Linked DNA regions of Homo sapiens: region 1 is linked to region 2. Evidence: chromatin contacts called from ENCODE Hi-C data. All regions are on one chromosome and are shown on one strand. Each heading gives the region's core, a stretch centred on a gene start or an enhancer-like site at or near the end of the contact. The rest is flanking DNA. Distances are from core to core; before and after follow the strand shown. Region 1 overlaps SIL1 (SIL1 nucleotide exchange factor). Region 2 has its middle 74 kb from the start of HSPA9.

Region 1 (2,847 bases), core at 106-2,605, 440 kb before region 2:
GCACCTGTTCAATAACACCTGTCTCCCTGTGTTAGAACTTGATTTATCTCTGTCTTAGTACATTTTATGCTGCTGTAACAGAATAATTGAGACTGGGTAATTTCTAAAGAGCATAGATTTATTTCTTACAATTCTAGAGACTGGGATATCCAAGTTTGAGGAGCTGCATCTGTTGTGGGCCTAGTTGCTGTGGCATACGTGGCCAAAGGCATCATGTGGTGACAGAGCAGGTGCTGGAGAGAGAGCAGAATGGGGCTGAACTTGCCTTTTGTGGGGGGGAACAAAAGAGACGGAGTGTTGCTATGTTGCCTGGGCTGGACTCCTGGGCTCAAGCAAGTCCTCGCGTTTCAGCCTTCCATGTAGTTGGGAAGCTAGGACTATAGGGGCACACCACTGCACCCAGCTGGACTTGCTTTTTTAATAAACTACTCTTGCGAAAACTTACCCACTCCTGTGATAGTGACATTAATCATTCATGAGGGCAAAGCCCTCATGACCTAATCACCTCTTTCAACATTGTCACATTCAGGATTAAGTTTCCAACACATGAACTTTGGAGGCCACATTTAAACCATAGCAACCTCATAATATATTTTAAAGCTTCCATAGAATATACTTCCCAAAGAATGAAGTCATACTGATTTGAGGCCTGAACAAGGTCATTAGGAGCAACAAAATGTAAGATAAAAGGTATTTCCCTTGTGCCTGGCACTCTCCATCTCCTGTTGTTTTCATGTTCCCGTTGTCTTGAGCCCAAAGATGTAGCGGTTCTGCTTTCTGTTTTTGGTGTGGTGCCCATCATACCTGTGGTGTTCTCTGAACAAAGGCCTGTTCCTGCTGGGCACAAAAATTGGGCTGGGCTTGGGGCTATAGATTTCTTTTGGAGATAAATAAGCAGGGTATCTTGCATCCCCTTCCATTTCGCCTGTCTCAAGGAAGAGGCCAAGGGTCCCCTCTTTTTGCAAGTAAAACAGAATGTACTTTCTTAAAACGATTTAAATATCACAGTTGGGTTCAATTTATCTACAGAAATAGACTTATATAAAAGGAAAACTTACAAAGGAGAAATTTCTACCAAATAATGGGCTCCCTTTTTGTTAAAATTTTTTTCCTACCTTTTTCAAGGTCATCCAGTTTAAAGTCTGAGTGTCCAAGAAAGAAGGGAGGGGAGGCCTAGAGGGAGAAGGGAAAGTAGAAGAAACAGAAGTACTTATAGATTCTTTAGGGTAAATCTGAAGTCTTAGTGATCATATGCTTTTTATCAGTACCAGCGATGCAGCCTGCCAGGGGTTTCCCCTCCTTGACCTTTTTCTTCACCTCCTGCTCCCATACTCCCGTTGGATGGTCAGGCAAGGAGGGCTGGCCTCAAGAACCTCAGCTATTCTAAGTCCTTAGCTCTGCCTGTCTGCTGTTTCAGCCAAACTAGATGGCCTAAGATCTCACACAGTCCACTTACTCCCATTTCCAGCCTTGGTGTGAACCCTTTCCCCCATCTGCAGGGCTGTATTGCAAATTACAGCTGTGAAACAAATTGCCACCAACTTAGTGGCTTCAAACACCGTCTCATTTATTATTTCATAGTTGATGTAGGTCAGAAATCTAGGTCCTGGTTAGCCGAGTCTTCTGTTCAGGGTCTCACAGCCTGAAACCAGGGTGTTGGCCAGCCTGTGTCCCTTTCTGGTGGCTCTGGAAAAGAATCTACTTCCAGGCTCATCCAGGTTATTGCCAACATATCTTTGCAGTCACTTCCTAGAAGTCAGACTTCTGGGTCAGAGGGTAAATGCAGTTATAATTTTATTAGATGTTGTCAAATTCCCCTTTATAGGGGCTGTATATGCAAATTTCATTTCCCTAGTCTCGCCTGCAAAGTACTTACAACCTAATAGGTGGAAAGCAGTTTTCTACTGTAGTTTTATTTTATCTTTGTCATGTGATGAGCAAAGTTGAACATCTTTTCATAGAGTCAAATAGCATTGTATTTCTTTTTCTGTGACCTGCCTGTTTATATCTGTAGTCTTTTTTTTCTATTGTGTTTTTGGTCTTTTTCTCCTTATTTTTTAAAAGTTTTTTATATATTGGGGATATTAACACTCTATGATATTAAATTGCAGATACTTTACCTAGTTTGACATTTGTCTTTTTTGCTTATGATATTTTTCCATGCATTTTTATTTTTTATAAAACTTTTTATTTTTGCATAATCAAATTAATATTTTTGTGATTTCTTTTGGATTTTGAATTATAATTAGGAAAGTTATTTACTTTCAACAAGTTGTTGCCACCAACTTATAATTAGGAAAGTTATTATTTACTACTCCCAGATTATAGAGTAGTTGACCTATGCTTTCTTTTGGTACTTATATGTTTTCATTTTGTATATTTAAAGATTTAATTTGTTTGGAATTTATCTTGACATGTAGGCATAAGACATGGGGTTAATTTTTACCTTTTTCAGTATGTCTGTTGAGTTATCCCAACACTGCTTATTAAAAAGTTTGACTTGGCCAGGTGCAGTGGCTCACTCCTGTTACAATCCCGGCCCTTTGGGAGGCTGAGGTGGGCAGATGGATTGAAGCCAGGTATTTGAGACCAGTCTGGGCAACAGAGAGAGATCCTGTCTCTACAAAAAAGAAAAAAAATTAGCCAGGTGTAGTGGTGCGTGCCTGTAGTCCTAGCTACTCCAGAAGCTGAGGTGGGAGAATCGCTTGGGCCCAAGAGTTTGAGGTTGCAGTGATCATACTACTGCACTCCAGCCTGGCCGACAGAGCGAGACCCTGTCTAAAAAAGAAAGTGCTTTCCCTATAGATTTGAGATGCTGCTCTTACTGTATATTAAATTTCTGTGTGC
Region 2 (3,079 bases), core at 462-2,961:
GCAGCTCTGGATCTGCCTGACTCAGCCAAGCCTGAACTGGATGCTCCCCAGTGTACAGAACTGTGGACATGCTCCGGACCAATTGGTGGGAAGGCATTGAAACTGACCCCTCCCCGAAAATGGCAACTTCTTTCCAGCCTTGTCAGATGTGCCAGAGCAGGCAGGTGGGCACGTTCACTGGAGTGTCCAAAAGACGGCAGCCTCGCCATAGGCTGATCTGGGGATGAAGAGGCACAGCCATGCCTTTCCCCTGAGCTGGGATGGGAAATCCCATGATGCACCTTTGAGGTGATAAAAGGACAAATCAAGAAAGAAATTCTTGGCCAGGCATTGTGGCTCATGCCTGTAATCCCAGCACTTTGGGAGACCGAGGCAGGCGGATCACCTGGTGAAACCCTGTCTCTACTAAAAATACAAAAATTATCGAGGCATGGTGCCATATGCCTGTAATCCCAGCTACTTGGGAGGCTGAGGCAGGAGAATCTCCTAAAACCCAGAGGAGGAGGTTGCAGTGAGCCGAGATTGTGCCACTGCATTCCAGCCTGAGTGACAGATCAAAACTCTGTCTCAAAAAAAAAAAAAAAAACCACACACACACACACACACACACAGAAAGAAAGAAATTTTTCTTTCTTCCTTTTTTTTTTTTTCTTTTTTAGGAGACAGAGTTGCCCCGGCTGGAGTGCAGTCGTGCGAAGCTGGCTCCCTGAAGCCTCAACTGCAGGTGTGTTATGTGTCCACCATTTACTGATCACCCCATCTGAAGACGGTCCCCCGGCCCTGACCTATTACTTTCTATCTTAGCGCCCTGTTTGTTATGGTACTAGGTATAATTCATATTATTCCATATTGTCTTGTGTCTTCATTTTTTGTGGGTTTTCACTCCTGGAGTGGAAGCTCTGTGAAGGCAGGGGCCACATTGCCTGGTCAACACTGTATTCCAGTTACTTAGCATCAAGCTTCACACATCATGGTGTTAGTTAAATACTCTTTGAATGAACTGAATGCATGGAGCCGGGGTGGGGTGGCTGCCAAAGAGAAGGTCTTCAAAGCTGAGGCTGACTCTGCCTGCTCCCCTGTGGCAGCCCCATCTGCAGACAGCAGCTGGGCAGATTCCTCCTTCCCTAGGAGACCAGGCTTATGACCCCGGGGGAATTGAGAGGCCTCTCCAGACCTTGGCCTCCTTCCTCTCCCTTGGGAAAACTCCAGTTGTGACCCCTCCTAGCTGTCCCCGGAGCTGCCTTCTGAGGACCAGGGGTTAATGGTCAGTGTTTATCACCTCCCACTCCCTGACAAGATCCCCAGGTCACTGGAAAGCTTGGCCCAGCCCAAACTGATACCTTGCATGGGCCAGGGACTCAATCTGGGGACAGCAAAGAGGGACTGAGGAGGAAGCTCCTCCACGCATTATAATATCCATGAAGTGAATGCAAATGAACTGAAAGCACCTTTTGAATAAGCAGCTTTTACTGAGGGAGCTGCTCTAATCCCTAAATGGCTTTGCTGACAGGGAGGAGCTTCCCAGTGGTGGAAGGGGTGGGAAATGGGGACACACTGTCAGGAACCGGCTCTGCAGCGCCCTTGTCCCTGCACTTTTAGATTCCGGACACGCTTCTTGTGGCTAATGGAACTCGGAGATCTCTAACCTTGGCCTCCATATTCCACTCCCTGCCCCCGCCCCCAGAGTCTGCGGAGCCCAGCTTCTGTGTTTCCAGGAGGCTGAGGCTGCTGGGTGCTGGGTCTCAGTGTCGAGTGATTCTCTGGGACTGGAAGCAGCTGAGTGTGCCTCCAGTGATGTAGCCCTGTGGGCTCTCTGGTGACCATGTGAGACATCCCTGGGCCTGTGTGTAAAGGTGTGTGGCCGTGTGCACCAGTGGGTTTGTGTCCATTTACACACCTCCTGGAAACAAGTGTCATTGTGTTTGTGCCTCTGTCTGTCCCCACCCCCACATCTCCATCCATCTGTATTCCTCCCCAGGTTAGCGGGGGCTGGCCTCAGCTGGGGAATCATGCTTTTTCAAGGACTAATGACTTTTATCAGAATGATAATGAACTGATGACACAGGGAGGCCCTGGGCTCTGGAGAGAAGCCAGAGAAGGAGCAGTTGGGGACAGAGAGGAGGCTGGTAGGGTTGGGAGGCTAGAGGACTATGCCTCCCAGAAAGGCCAGCCAGCTCCATTCCTCTTTCAGTGGGGGAAGGAGACAGGGACAGAGGAAACCCAGGGGATGTTGGAAACACATTCTCCATTTCCCTTCCCTGTCCCGCCTGCCTCTTCCTGAACCTTCCATTCCCTGCTTTGCTATTCTTCTCGCCCTCCCAGAGGACTCCCCTTGACTACGGGGCTGTGAGGCTAAAGCTGGCTATTCCCCTCTCCCAGTCTCCTTCACTCTAGCCCTTACTCAAAGCCAGGTCCTGCCCAGAGATGGAGAGGGGAGCTGCTCCTAGAATTCTGAGTGGGCAGAGACACATAGGTGGCCTGAGCAGGTCTTAGAGGACCAGAAACTTGAAAGCTGCCCCTTGGGCATGAAGCTTGTCAAGGCTAATTGGCCTCAATATTCTTTCATAATGAGTGTAGGGCCAGGTGAGTTGTCAGTGGGGAAAGGAGAGGAGAATTCAGAAGCTCACAGAACATCCACACCAGGGACTTGGGAGATCACAAAACCAGGAACTGTTCTCATTGGTCAGAGAAGATAAGTGATACCAATCTCCCAAAGGTTTCGGAGAGATTTCAGGCAGAGTCTGCAGCATGCAGGGGCTCCCTCACTGGAAAAGCTCCTTCACCTGCTGCAGAGAGGCAGCCACGTCTCCCCAAGCCGGAGCACTCTGGCCTCTAGCACAGCCTGGCATGCAGTGAATACTCAATAAACATCAGCTGTTGTGGATATTAGCATAATCTTCTGGTGGAAAGTCTCTGAGGGTGGTCCCTGCAGAGAGGGGTAAGCTTCTAGGACCCTGGGATTCACAAGGAACGGGGACAGTGCAAGGCAGGCATGGTACCAAGAGACCCAGCTTAAAGACCAAGGAGGCAGGCATGCCGGCCCCCACTGTGGCCTCTCCTTCTCCTGCCCCAGTCTTTC

Evidence for each region. Hi-C counts contacts between places; a loop is a spot of excess contacts on that map. Pooled maps may share reads with other maps.
Region 1: a pooled map shows a loop between it and region 2 (3-fold over the local background). The contact joins two enhancer-like sites. A Hi-C loop is called at or near these places in 1 of 37 single-sample maps with no recorded cell type and 6 of 50 pooled maps.

What each region holds. Positions count from the first base shown.
Region 1 is chr5:139,090,564-139,093,410 of GRCh38, reverse strand. All of the region lies in intron 3 of SIL1 (SIL1 nucleotide exchange factor), which reads left to right. Among named protein-coding and RNA genes, the nearest start is that of SIL1, 110 kb to the left of the region's middle. Within about 2 kb of position 1,355, at least 4 of the 41 ENCODE cell types and tissues checked have a DNase peak (open chromatin) inside an H3K27ac peak, as active enhancers do.
Region 2 is chr5:138,647,993-138,651,071 of GRCh38, reverse strand. No RefSeq gene overlaps it. Among named protein-coding and RNA genes, the nearest start is that of HSPA9, 74 kb to the right of the region's middle. RefSeq lists an enhancer at 1-580. Within about 2 kb of position 1,711, at least 2 of the 41 ENCODE cell types and tissues checked have a DNase peak (open chromatin) inside an H3K27ac peak, as active enhancers do.